2 separate regions of the Homo sapiens genome follow, and region 2 is linked to region 1. The links are chromatin contacts, found by Hi-C in ENCODE. All regions are on one chromosome and are shown on one strand. Each heading gives the region's core, a stretch centred on a gene start or an enhancer-like site at or near the end of the contact. The rest is flanking DNA. Distances are from core to core; before and after follow the strand shown. Region 1 holds the start of RAB21 (RAB21, member RAS oncogene family). Region 2 holds the start of MDM2 (MDM2 proto-oncogene).

Region 1 (6,867 bases), core at 2,477-4,976:
GAAGAGGAGCTACATGAATTTGCACCCTATCATGCCTCAGTCCTCACCATTCAGGAATATGTTTTGAGTTATGCACTCACTGAAGTGTCCCCATATTTTTGCAGCTCTTCTCTACGGAGGAACTGGAGCTCTAGTGTTTTTTTTTTTTTGTGGCAGTCCGTGTTAAGTTTATACAGACCAATCATAGTTGACTCTAAGACTGACCTAAATTCTTAAGGGCGTAGAATCTATCCCAGAATTGGCCTGAATCTCTTTCAATGCTTTGACTGTTATGGGCTACTTGTTTTCTCACAACATACTTAAGTACGTTTCTTATGGCTGCTGTAACAAATGATCACAAACTTGGTAGCTTAATACAACACACATTTATTCTCTTTTAGTTCTGGAGGTCAGGAATCAAAATTAGTTTCACTAGGCTAAAATCAGCATATCTGCAGGGCTGAACCCCCTCCAGAGGCTCTAGGGGCTTCTTGTCTTTTCCAGCTCTGGTGGCTGTAAGCATTCCTTGGCTTATGGCTACATTGCTCCATAATCTGCCTCTATGGTCACACTGCCTTCTCCTCTTCTGGGTGTGAAGCATCTCTTTCTGCCTCTCTCTTATAAGGATACTTGTGATTGCAGTTAGGGCCCACCCAGATAATCTCCCCATCTCAAGATCCTTAACTTAAATCAAAAAGACCTGTTTCCCAAATAAGGTAACATCTACAGGCTCCGGAATCTAGGAGCTGATATCTTTAGGGGCCGTTATCAGCCTATTACAATTTACATCTATATTTACCCACTCTGTGCTCAAAAGTATGCCAACCTACTTATTGTAACCCATGAAAACTTGCACTACCTTCTTAAATGTCAACGTAAGCTAAATGTAAAAACTTATTTTAACTTCGAAAATTATTTTGGCTGAGTGTGGTGGCTTATACCTGTAATCCCAGCACTTTGGGAAGCTGAGGCTGGAGGATTGCTTGAGCCCAGGAGTTCAAGACCAGCCTGGGCAACACAGCAAGACACGCAAGATATCGTCTCTACAAAAAAAATTAAAAAATTAACCAGGTGTGGTGGCACACACCTGCAGTCCCAGCTACTCGGGAGGCTGAGGTGGGAGGATTGCTGGAGCCCAGGAGGTTGAGGTTGCAGTGAGCTGTGATTGTGGCACTGTACTCCAGCCTGGGCAGCAGAGTGAGATCCTGTCTCACAAAAAAATTATTTTGTTTTACAATAAAAAAATTTTTAATTGCTTTGATTTAGTGATAAATGCAAAGTAATGCATTTAGTTTCTAAGATGACCAAGCTGTTAAATAATCAAATGCACACAATTTGAAAAGTTGTTGAAAGGATTGGCTGTATCAAAAAGAAGAAAGGAGAAGGCTTAAAGGAAGAACACACAGCCTTCTTCATATGTTTATAGGGAATAGGGATTCGATATATAATGTATAAATATAAACAGAAATAATTAATTGCAGGTGAAGAGAGGCAGATTTCAATCCAATATGAGGAAGTGCTCAGAAAGAACAATGGAAGGTGCTCTCTCAAAATGAAGTTCTTTTCTAGTTCTGGAAGTGTCTATAAATGTGCAAAGACCCTAAGGGGAGGAATGTGGAGGAGAGAGTTGGAAAATATATCTTTAGATACAATCATGAGGATATTTTATAAAACATAGAGTCTCTTTAATGGTTGGTTCTAAACAAATCTAAAATATTATCCTTCTCCAATTCACTTTTCAAATGATAGCCAGAGTGGTCAAATCTGATTATGTCAGTCATCTTACGAAAATCCTTCATTTGCTTAAAGACCCTTTCAGTATTGATCCCCAACTTCCTCATGGTCTCTTCTGGAGTTTTTTTTTCCTCCCTAAATTCTAGTCACATTTACAGTTGCTCAACTTTAGATGCTCCTTCCTATCTAAAGCCATTGAACATGCTGTTATCTCTGTTTGCAGAGCTCTCCTGTCCTTCCTGACTAGGTTACTCTTACCCAAAGATAACTTTCTCCAGGGAAAGCTTCTCTAGCATGCTAAATCAGTTGGGTTCTCATATATGCTTGCAAGATACTCTGAACTGTTTCATCAAGATGAAAGCATTTATTGTACAATTGAGTATGTCTGTCTTCCCTGATAAAATGTAAGCTCTGTGAGGACAGAGACATTTTATCTTGTTGATCACAGTGCCTGGCATATGGTGGGCACATTTAAATATTTGTTGAATGAATTAACCGACTCTCTTTTTTTTTTTTTTTTTTTTTGAGACGGAGTCTTCCTCTGTCGCCAGGCTAGAGTGCAGTGGCGCGATCTCGGCTCACTGCCACCTCTGCCTCCCGGGTTCAAGCGCTTCCCCTGCCTCAGTCTCCCGAGTAGCTGGGATTATAGGCTTGTGCCACCATGCCCAGCTAATTTTTTGTATTTTAGTAGAGATGGGGTTTCACCATGTTGGCCAGGATGGTCTCGATCTCCTGACCTTGTGATCCGCCCGCCTCGGCCTCCCAAAGTGCTGGGATTACAGGCATGAGCCACCACGCCCGGCCTCTTTTTTTTTTTTTAACCTGGTTTGAAGTGTGAAAGAAGTTTGATTTTTAAAAAAATGTTTACCTGACACCAGGTTTCCAGTAAATTTTCAGAAATATTAGTATGATTTCTTGGAGGAGTATGGTTTCTTGGAGGCAGGCCGGGCGTGGTGGCTCACACCTATAATCCCAGCACTTTGGGAGGCCGAGGCAGGTGGATCACTTGAGGTCAGAGTTCAAGACCAGCCTGGCCAACATGGTGAAACCCTGTCTCCACTAAAAATACAAAAAGTAGCGGGGCGCGGTGGTGGGCGCCTATGGTCCCAGCTTCTCGGGAGGCTGAGGCAGGAGAATCACTTGAACCAGGAGGCAGAGACTGCAGTGAGCTGAGATCACGCCACTGCACTCCAGTCTGGGCGACAGAGCGATACTCCATCTCAAAACTAACAATACAAACAAACAAAAAAGAATGGGGATGCAGATGAGAAAAAACAAGCAATCATCGAACAAGCCACCTCAAGGTGGAGTACCATGGAACGTCAGAGGCTTCATGAAAGTCAGAAAAACTGAAGAGCACTTGGGGTTAGGAATTCAAAGGTGGGCAGCTCTTATACAGACCTTGCCCTCAACAAACCTATAGTCTAATGAGAGTCGATAAACACTTAGCAAAGTATTAATAATATCCATGGAGTGTGTAAAGCCCTAGTAAAGGAGGTATACTGGTGGTAAGAAATACCTAATTTTGTGAGGTGGGGGAATGGAAGGATGGGGGAAGGATTGGGTGGTCAGGGACGCGGTTTAAGCTGAGACTTGAAAGATGATGGAGTAGTTGACCAGGCGGTCAGAGGAACTTGGAAGCGCTATGATTCGGGATCCCACAGAGAGAGATTCAAGGGCACCTTGGCAGATATGGTTTACAGTGACCTCTGGTGTGACAGATCATTAGCATTGTGAACATGCAAAAACGATGAAGTTCTGCCCTTCATTTCACCAGAGCTGGGCTCGCCTCAAATTCCTGGTTCCTTATTCCCGCTGGCTCCCACCAACTGAAAAGCAGAGGTGGCTCGCAAGCGGCGGGGCTCTGCCCTAGATTGCCAGTAGGCGCTCGACTCACATCCAGCTCCACCCCGGGAGATGCCCCAGAAGCCCCGCCCACGTCCAGGCACGTTCTTCTGGGGCTAGTCGCAGGGGCCGCCCCGGCACCGGCGCTCACGTGACCCGAGGTGTGACGTAGGAGGAAGGAGACGCCATTAGAGGGAGGCAGAGAGGGATCGTTCTTCGCTTTTCCTCCGGTGCCTGACGTGGTGGGCTGGGGCCCTTCATTCTCGGACTTTCCCTCAGCCCTTCCAGGCCTCGCCCGAGGAGGGCGTGGGGACAGCGCCCGGGTCGGCGGGGCCGGGGCGGTGGGGGCTGAGCCGGCCGTGGCTGTGAAGGCGCTGCCGCGGCTGTCGGGAGGGCGGCGCGACACTCGGGCTCGGGCGGCCGGGAAGCGACGGGATGGCTGCGGCCGGCGGCGGCGGCGGCGGGGCGGCGGCGGCGGGCCGAGCCTACTCGTTCAAGGTGGTGCTGCTGGGGGAAGGCTGCGTGGGGAAGACGTCGCTGGTGCTGCGCTACTGCGAGAACAAGTTTAACGACAAGCACATCACCACTCTGCAGGTGCGGACCTCGGGGAGCGGGAGGGGGCGCCTCAGGGCCCCTACCCCTCCGGGGCTGGGGAAACTTTGCCGCCCTGGTCCCCTGGATGTAGGCTGGCAAATCTCAGGCCTGTCATCTCCGCCTTCGGTTTACCTTTCCGAATTCGCCCTGGGGAATCACCAGGTCGGGGCAGCCTGTAGACGCGAGGACAGGCTGTTGGGAGGGAAGTGGAAGGGCCCTGAAAAGTCCCCAGTGTTCCCCGTGGTGGCTGCGCACGTTGTGGTCTCCGTCCGTGGGCTGTTTTTTCCCATTTACTGCAGTTCCTGGGTCCCAGGTGTCAGTGTTGCAGTCTCCAAATGTTAGCTCCTTTTCTTTCTTTCAGAATTAGGAACTTAGCTGCGTATTTGATTTTGCGAATTAGGTGATTTGTAACTTCAGCGCTTACTGATGACTAAGTGTTTATGCAAGTTCCATTTTGTCCTGAGTAACAGGAATGGCAAAAGAGCCATCTCTGGAGGTTTTTTGAAATGACCGCTTGCCTAGGCGTGTTACGCAGTTTCATTGCAGCCTGCGTGGGTCTGACTTGCGGGTCACTCATATTCTGCGAGGTCGATTGACCCACGCTGAAACATCAAGTGAATACTGGCCAACAATTGGTCCCCAGACTAAAAGCCGCTGCTGTTACTCAGTTTCTTTACCTGTAAAATAAAAGGTCGGCTTTCTTCCACAGGTACATTGGAAAGGTGTTAAAATGTTATCATTGATTGAGAGTGAAGCCAGGCCTTTGAGGGAGTTGTACTCACCCCACCTCTCCCAGAGAAATCAGTTTTGATGTTATTAGGAGAAATTTATCCTACTAATTTGACTTACCAATTTGGTCAAAGGCAGTAAAGTCTAGTGGACTTTTGAGCCTGATTGTCCAGGTTCATGTCTCACCTCCATCCATTTAACTAGCTGTGTCATACTGGGTAAGTTACTTAACCTGTCTGTGCCTGTTTCTTCTGTTAAAATGGCCATAATAGTAGTATCTAGCTCATAGGGTTGTCAGGATAAATATACAGAAAAAGCACTGATGACCTGGTCCAGTGTAAGTTGTCTGCCTTTAATTACCGCCCCAACTTGCACAATAGGTCTTAATTAGTAAATGTGTAGTATGTGAGAACATCGACACTACTTAATAGAATGCGTAATCTCCTAATTGTTGTGACATTGGATGTTTGATGCTATTATTAAACTACTGAGTCTAGAATTTACAAGACGCTCTGGCTCTGATTCCATGTTCTATTTTTACTCCTCTGATTTTACTCGTATGTAAAGCATATCTGAAAAAGTGAGTGCCAGGAAACTGCATTTTTAAAAAATCCTTGTACCAGAACACTGACAAAATTTTAATAATGAATTGTTATTGTTCAGTGTCATTAGTGAGAGCCTGGTGTTTTAGATCAAGAAAATTCACTGGACAAATACCTAGGATCATTTGGAAGTTTAGAGATTTACTTAGGTAAAGTAGTAACAATAGCTAACATTTAGTGAGTTCTTACTGTGCTGATTATTTTGCTTGCTTTCTGTCTGCTTGCTTTAATTCTTATAACACCCTATGAAGTGGATAGTTTAGTGGATAGCCCTACAGCTGAGGAAAAACGTTTAGTTGAGTAATTTTGCTGGCAGTAATATTACCACAAGTCAATGGGGCAGGAGTGTCCAAGCTCAAATTTGAACCCCTGTCTGACTTCAGATTTTGAGCAATTAAATCACATTACCTCGGTATATTGATAAATAACCCATCTAGTGTTTTCCTTTATGCAAAGATCTAAGATAAAAGAAAACTATTGTAATTGAGGTCTCCACGTTTTTTTTCAAAAGATAACTTGAGTCTTGCCCTGTCGCCCAGGCTGAAGTGCAGCAATTTCCACTCACTGCAACCTCCACCTCCTGGGTCAAGTGATTCTCCTGCGTCAACCTCTCAAGTAGCTGGGATTACAGGCACACGCCACCACATCTGGCTAATTTTTTTGTATTTTTAGTAGAAACGGGGTTTCACCATGTTGTCCAGACAGGTCTCGAACTCCTGACCTCAGGTGATTTGCCCACCTTGGCCTCCCAAAGTGCTGGGATTACAGGGGTGAGCCACTGCACCTGGCCATACCCTTTCAACTTAAAAATTACACTTCCATTTTAAATTTCTAAAACATTCTTGAAACTGAAAGCAGAGTAAAGGTTTTTAAATATATGAAAAGCCACTGTACTCCACAGAGGGGAGGATGAAGTTATAGTAGATATCCAGTATTAATATCTGAATTATATTATAGAATTTAGGATTTTGTTGTACACCAATGTATGTAAACAGCAATGTGTCTAATCTCTTTCAGAGATACCAGTTAACCTCATCTTTCTTAACAATTTTTCAGAGGAATTTGATTTATGTGACTTGTAAGACACAACTTTGTATTCTTTTAATTTCCAAATGGAGAGGAAATCATGTCAGAAGATATGAGAGGAAGAGTTCACCTTTTTTCTCGTCAACAGAGTACCTGTCTATGTAAACTACTTTGTATTTTATAAAGTACATTCTCATACATTTCAAAGAATTGCAGGATTGACAGGAATTTAAGACAGTTATGTATGGATCACTATTTTGGTCTTCTAATGTTTAGTCAAGTGATTGTCCCCCTTTTTTTTTTTAACATCTTGGAGGTGAAATGAACTGGTATTATGGAAAGTGGAAAGCTCACTTTG
Region 2 (6,867 bases), core at 1,788-4,287, 2.9 Mb before region 1:
AGGATGGGTTTCTCCTGCTTCTCCTCGGGTTGGCGCTGCCCAGGATCCGCTTCCTGGCCTCGGTGTACTCGGCTTCCCACTGTGCCAGGGACTTGACTGGAAGGGCGGGCCTGCTAGCGGACTTGGGGCTGCTGACCACACCGTTGCTGGTGGGCCTCTTGAGGATGCGGACCTGTGGAGGGGGTCCCGGGGGAAAATTATCATCCTGAATCACAATGGGCACTTTGGGAGATTTGAATTTCCTGCTTTCTGTGTGATCTTCAGTTTTTTTTCCAGACGTCTATTTCCCCGCTGTCTGCCGTCTCCTCCCAGCTCTCAGCAACCTCCTCATATTCCATCTTACTCGCCACTTTCCAGATCGCTTGCTTTCTTATTTCCACATTTTCTCTGACTTTTGCAGTATTCAATATTATTACCTGATTCTGATTTTTCAGACATCACTATATGGTCCTTGGCTTTTTGGTCGTTCCTCTCATTCCTTTGCTGTTTCAAGCTCTGTTCCCAGCCTAAGCTTTTTACCACCGAATTCTGTTCTGTGACCCATAACTTAAAACTAACCCAACTTTTCATTCCCTCCAGACTTTTTTTGGTAAGCAGTATCATCATGCTTTAGGTGGACACTGAGTCATACTGCTGTGGTAGTGCTGGTACACGTAGTTTTGAATACCAGGTTCTTGAGTGAATCCTTTTTACTTCTCTCTCTCTCCCCCACCCCCGCTTCTCCCTTCTGCCTTCATTTCTGACCCTTCTTTTCTGGTTCCATTAGAAAAGGACTAATCTTATCAGTTCTGCCTTTTTTTTTCTGCTCTAATAATTTTGTCAAGATAATTTTTTCAAAGCACAAGGCCAATGAGAAGGGGGAAAGTCGGTCCAGAAGGCAGCCGGCCCGACTATTCTGAGTTTGAATCTACTCTTGGTGGTCCTGTTAAAATACAGTTTGAAGCAAATCACTTGTTTTTATGCTTCTAATGTCTACTCTGTCGAAAGCCCAAATTTCCTTGCTTGGCATTTAAGGAGACTCCAAGTTCTTAAAACTTCTTCTTGACTTTCATGCAAGTCAAACGGATTTATTTATTGTATCTCAAACAGTCCTCTTATATTTTCCTTTCTGTATTTTTTGATAATTTTCTTGTGCCTGGAATATTCTCTGCTTTTATTTAAGTCTCACCATCTTTCAAGACACAAAATATGTGTGATCTCTGAGGCCTTTGTGAACTGCCTCCAGCATTTACTAAGCAATTAATTCTGTCTCTGAACTTTTATAGCACAAACCCATTCGTTCACTTGATATTTAACAAATATCAACCTCTATCACTTATCTCTTTTTTTTTTTTTTTCTTCTGAGATGGAGTCTTGCTCTGTCACCCAGGCTGGACTGCAGTGGCGCGATCTCCGCTCACTGCAACCTCTGCCTCCCGAGATCAAGCGATTCTTCTGCCTCAGCCTCCCAAGTGGCTAGGATTACAGGCGCCCGCCACGGGGCCCGGCTAATTTTTGTATTTTTAGTAGAGACAAGGTTTCACCATCTTGGCCAGGCTGGTCTCGAACTCCTAACCTCGTGATCCACCCACCTCAGCCTCCCAAAGTGCTGGGATTACAAGCGTGAGCCACCGTGCGCAGCCTATCACTTATCTTTTCATGCTTACATTTTCTCACTGCTTGAGATTTTCTTTCATCCAGGGTCAAGCACTGAGTCTATTAGAAACCCCACTGTATATGATCTGATGAAGATGAGATTATCTTTTTAAAAGCCACATATTAAATCTCTTAAGTTAATAATATTGGCAATCAACTTAAATCAACTGAGTGACCACTATGTTTAAGGAAGTTTCCTTTCTGGTAGGCTGGGAAGCGGGAGAAGGGAAGGATATAACTTTATAAAAAAAAAAAAGCTGCAGAAGGGAAGGATATAACTTTATAAAAAAAGGTCCTTGTTCACAAGGAGCTAATCACTTACTGGCCAGAGAAGAAACGTGTTCCTTCTTTGCAATGGCTGTGTTTTTGGGTTTAGCTAACTCAATTCTTTATGTCCTCAATTTATGAGACCGCATCAAAAACGTTTTTGCCACATCTCTGTGGGAAAGTAGGTGAGTCAGAATGAGTGCATAATATATAAGTATATATTTTAATGATAATGAATGTGTAGATTAACAAACCCAAACTTTGTTTTTGTTTTTTTGAGAGTCTTGCCCTGTCGCCCAGGCTGGAGTGCAATGGCATGATCTTGGCTCACTGCAGCCTCTGCCTCCCGGGTTCACAGGATTGTCCTGCCTCAGCCTCCGGAGTAGAGTAGCTGGGATTACAGGTGACCGCCACCACGCCCGACTAATTTTTGTAGTTTTTAGTAGAGACGGCGTTTCCCATGTTGGCCAGGTTGGTCTTGAACTCCTGACCTCAAGTGATCCACCCGCCTCGGCCTACCCAAAGTGATGGGATTACAAGCGTGAGCCACCGCGCCCAGCCAAACCCAAACATTCTAAAAGCGCAGAGTAACCGCTCCCCTCCCCGCCAACGGTAACCAGCATCTTCGTTCTCCAACCAGAACAGCTGTATGCACCGGTGTATAAGCCTGCCTTAAGTGCTATTTTTAATCTTTTTTAAAAACAGGCCTTAAAATAACTCATTTGGGTACAACTCCAGCGGCTGGTGGAGTGGGCTTAATATATTAAACAGCTGTTAATTTTGGTTTCTTTTTGGTAACAGCGACACGGAGATCCGCATTTGTCGCAGTTTCCACCGCGGGCGGGAAGTGTAAACACAAGAAATACAAACATAGCGCAACGGCTAAAGGAGTGTCACAGCGCCAAACCTTGCTGGCTCCGCGCCAGGCCGAGCCCCACCCTCTCAGCTCGCGGCCAACACCCCCACCCCGCCTCACAGCCCGCCGCGCCCGCGGGGCGACACCCCCCACTCCATCATCCCGGAGGTGGTGCGGCCGAGCCCCGGACCCAATTGGCGGAAGCGGGGCCGGTTGTGTGCGCGCGCACAAATGCCCGGATGCGCCGCGACGACCCGCGCGCTCCCCTCGGGCGGTAGGGGGCGCGCACCGAGGCACCGCGGCGAGCTTGGCTGCTTCTGGGGCCTGTGTGGCCCTGTGTGTCGGAAAGATGGAGCAAGAAGCCGAGCCCGAGGGGCGGCCGCGACCCCTCTGACCGAGATCCTGCTGCTTTCGCAGCCAGGAGCACCGTCCCTCCCCGGATTAGTGCGTACGAGCGCCCAGTGCCCTGGCCCGGAGAGTGGAATGATCCCCGAGGCCCAGGGCGTCGTGCTTCCGCGCGCCCCGTGAAGGAAACTGGGGAGTCTTGAGGGACCCCCGACTCCAAGCGCGAAAACCCCGGATGGTGAGGAGCAGGTACTGGCCCGGCAGCGAGCGGTCACTTTTGGGTCTGGGCTCTGACGGTGTCCCCTCTATCGCTGGTTCCCAGCCTCTGCCCGTTCGCAGCCTTTGTGCGGTTCGTGGCTGGGGGCTCGGGGCGCGGGGCGCGGGGCATGGGGCACGTGGCTTTGCGGAGGTTTTGTTGGACTGGGGCTAGGCAGTCGCCGCCAGGGAGGAGGGCGGGATTTCGGACGGCTCTCGCGGCGGTGGGGGTGGGGGTGGTTCGGAGGTCTCCGCGGGAGTTCAGGGTAAAGGTCACGGGGGCCGGGGGCTGCGGGGCCGCTTCGGCGCGGGAGGTCCGGATGATCGCAGGTGCCTGTCGGGTCACTAGTGTGAACGCTGCGCGTAGTCTGGGCGGGATTGGGCCGGTTCAGTGGGCAGGTTGACTCAGCTTTTCCTCTTGAGCTGGTCAAGTTCAGACACGTTCCGAAACTGCAGTAAAAGGAGTTAAGTCCTGACTTGTCTCCAGCTGGGGCTATTTAAACCATGCATTTTCCCAGCTGTGTTCAGTGGCGATTGGAGGGTAGACCTGTGGGCACGGACGCACGCCACTTTTTCTCTGCTGATCCAGGTAAGCACCGACTTGCTTGTAGCTTTAGTTTTAACTGTTGTTTATGTTCTTTATATATGATGTATTTTCCACAGATGTTTCATGATTTCCAGTTTTCATCGTGTCTTTTTTTTCCTTGTAGGCAAATGTGCAATACCAACATGTCTGTACCTACTGATGGTGCTGTAACCACCTCACAGATTCCAGCTTCGGAACAAGAGACCCTGGTTAGTATTTTTGTCTCGTGTAACTTTTAAGAATAATTTATTTTATGAAGTGATAAACTAAATTTCGTATACCTCAATTGTAGCATGGCTCTGTAAATAAAATTGTATGTGCATAGCTTAAAGTGTGCTACCTCTGGCGTAACTGCGTGGAGTTAAAAACTGTTAAGAACTGGTCAGTATTTTTTTAGCCATTTGCCACATTTGCTTTAAAAATTAGTTCCATTACATTGTTAAGCGTGGTTGAAGTTACGTTTGTTACGTGACTGATTTTTTTTTCCTTTTTGACCTCCCAGTATTTAATTTTTAAAAATGGTTTCTAAAAGTCAAAAAAGTTATTCGTGCTTGTTTTAAAGATTTTTGTCATTAGAGAAATTTTAAAGTAAAACCTGAAAATTCCAGGCTTTTTGCTCCATGTTTCCTTTTAGATTTTTTGTGTGCGTACCCACATATATTTACATTTGAATTTAAATCTATGTTATTGTCCTGTTTGTTGTACTAACAAGATGAAACTGTAGTTGTTCTGTGACTTGCATCCTTGTCAATAAATAAAGTCTACAGAATTCTTTTTAATGGCTGCATAGTATTCCACAGCATGAGTATACCATTTTAAAAATTATTTATGCCTTTACTGATAGGTTTTTAAAAATTGCCTCCTGTTTTTGAGTATTACAGATAGTGCCGCTTTGTACATGCATCCCGTGTGACTATTTCTGTAAGAAAGATTTTATAGAATTATAGGCTGGCCTCGGTGGCTCACCCCTGTAATCCCATCACTTTGGGAGGCCAAGGCGGACCGATCACCTGAGATGAGGAGTTCAAGACTAGCCTGGCCAACATGGTGAAAACCTGTCTCTACTAAAAATACAAAAATTAGTCGGGCATGGTGGCGCGCGCCTATAATCCCCTGCTGAGGAGGCTGGGGCAGGAGAATCGCTTGAACCCAGGAGGCAGAGGTTGCGGTGAGCCAAGATTGCGCCATTTCACTCCAGCCTGGGCGATAAGAGCGAAACTCCGTCTAAAAAAAAAAAAAAGAAAAGAAAAAGATTTTAGAGAATTAGAACTCCTGAGTTCTCAATTTTACTATTTGATTGCTACTGGTAACTTGCTCACCAAAAGGCTCTAACAGTTTCACTCCTGCCAATACTGAATATCACCAATCTTTAATTATTATTATTATTATTTTTTTTGAGGCGGAGTCTTGCTCTGTCTCCCAGGCTGGAGTGCAGTGGCACAATCTCGGCTCACTGCAATCTCCGTTCCCCGGGTTCACGCCATTCCCCTGCCTCAGCCTCCCGAGTAGCTGGGACTACAGGCGCCCACCACCACGCCCGGCTAATTTTTTGTATTTTTAGTAGAGACGGGGTTTCACCATGTTAGCCAGGATGATCTTGATCCCCTGACCTGGTGATCCGCCCGCCTCGGCCTCCCAAAGTGCTGGGATTACAGGCGTGAGTCACTGCGCCTGGCCTCTTTTATTATTATTACTATTTTTTTGATAAAAGGTACTGTACCATTGTTTAAATTCATTTTTCTCTAGTTTCTTGGTGAGGCTGGGCACCTTTCCTTTTTGTTTTTGTTTTTGTTTTTTTTGAGACAGAGTTTCACTCCTGTTGCCCAGGCTGGAGTGCAATGGCGAGATCTTGTCTCATTGCAACCTCTGCCTCACGGGTTCAAGCGATTCTCTTGCCTCAGCCTCTGGAGTAGCTGGGATTACAGGCATGCGCCACCACGCTCAGCTAATTTTGTATTTTTAGTAGAGATGGGGTTTTTCCATGTTGGTCAGGCTGGTCTTGAACTCCCAACTTCAGGTGATCTGCCTGCCTCGGCCTCCCAAAGTGCTGGGATTACAGGCGTGAATCACTGCACCAGGCCTCCATTTTGTTAAGTCATTTATTTCTTCTGGGACTTGCCTAGTCTTATCTGTCCATTTTCCTTTTAGTTTTTTAAAATTTTTCTTAGTAATTGGAGTAGCTCTATGTGTTTCAAGTATATTTAACTTTTGTTGTTTACTAATGTAGCATTTAATTTTATGTTGTCTTTTCCCCATTGAGAACAATTCTGTGAAGTAAAATTTGTTGGCTTTTGAATTTCATATCATGCTTTGGAAGAACTCTCCTGTCCCAAGATCTTGCAAATATATTCCTATATTTTCTTCTAGATTTAAATTTTTTAAATATTTAGATCTTCACCTGTAATTTACCTTCTTGTTCTTCAATGTAAGATTACAAATGCTATTATCTTTTATAGCTGTTTTCTCATTAATACATGTCTTTTAAGTCACTAATATACTGATGGCTTTCCATTACAGATTTTTTTTTTTTTTTTTTTTTGAGACTGAGTCTTGGTCTGTTGCCCAGGCTGGAGTGCAGTGGCATGATCTCGGCTCACTGCAACCTCTGCTTCCTGGGTTCAAGCAATTCTGCCGCAGCCTCCCGAGTAGCTGGGATTACAGGCACCCACCTCCACACCCGGATAATTTTTGTACTTTTAGTAGAGATAGGGTTTCACCATGTTGTCCAGGCTGGTCTTGAACTTCTGACCTCCTGATCTGCCTGTCTTGGCCTCCCAAAGTGCTGGGATTAAAGGCATGAGCCACTGCGCCTGGCCCACACCTGGGTAATTTTTGTATATTTAATAGAGACGGAGTTTCACTGTGTTGGCCAGGCTGGTCTCACACTCCTGACCTCAGGTGATCTGCCTGCCTCGGCCTCCCA

Evidence for each region. A loop is a pair of places that touch in the nucleus more often than their neighbours do. Pooled maps may share reads with other maps.
Region 2: a loop to region 1 is called in a pooled map, with 14 times the contacts of the local background. The contact joins the promoter of MDM2 here to the promoter of RAB21 in region 1. A Hi-C loop is called at or near these places in 7 of 50 pooled maps.

What each region holds. Positions count from the first base shown.
Region 1 is chr12:71,751,137-71,758,003 of GRCh38, forward strand. It overlaps RAB21 (RAB21, member RAS oncogene family), which reads left to right and starts at 3,727. Exons shown (of 7, transcript NM_014999.4): 1 at 3,727-4,152. The coding sequence starts at 3,994. RefSeq lists enhancers at 3,499-3,788, 4,429-4,618 and a silencer at 3,769-4,048.
Region 2 is chr12:68,805,140-68,812,006 of GRCh38, forward strand. MDM2 (MDM2 proto-oncogene) reads left to right here and starts at 3,038. Exons shown (of 11, transcript NM_002392.6): 1 at 3,038-3,352; 2 at 4,069-4,153. The coding sequence starts at 3,339. It also overlaps the pseudogene SZRD1P1. RefSeq lists a silencer at 2,736-3,125 and enhancers at 3,327-4,526, 3,626-4,015.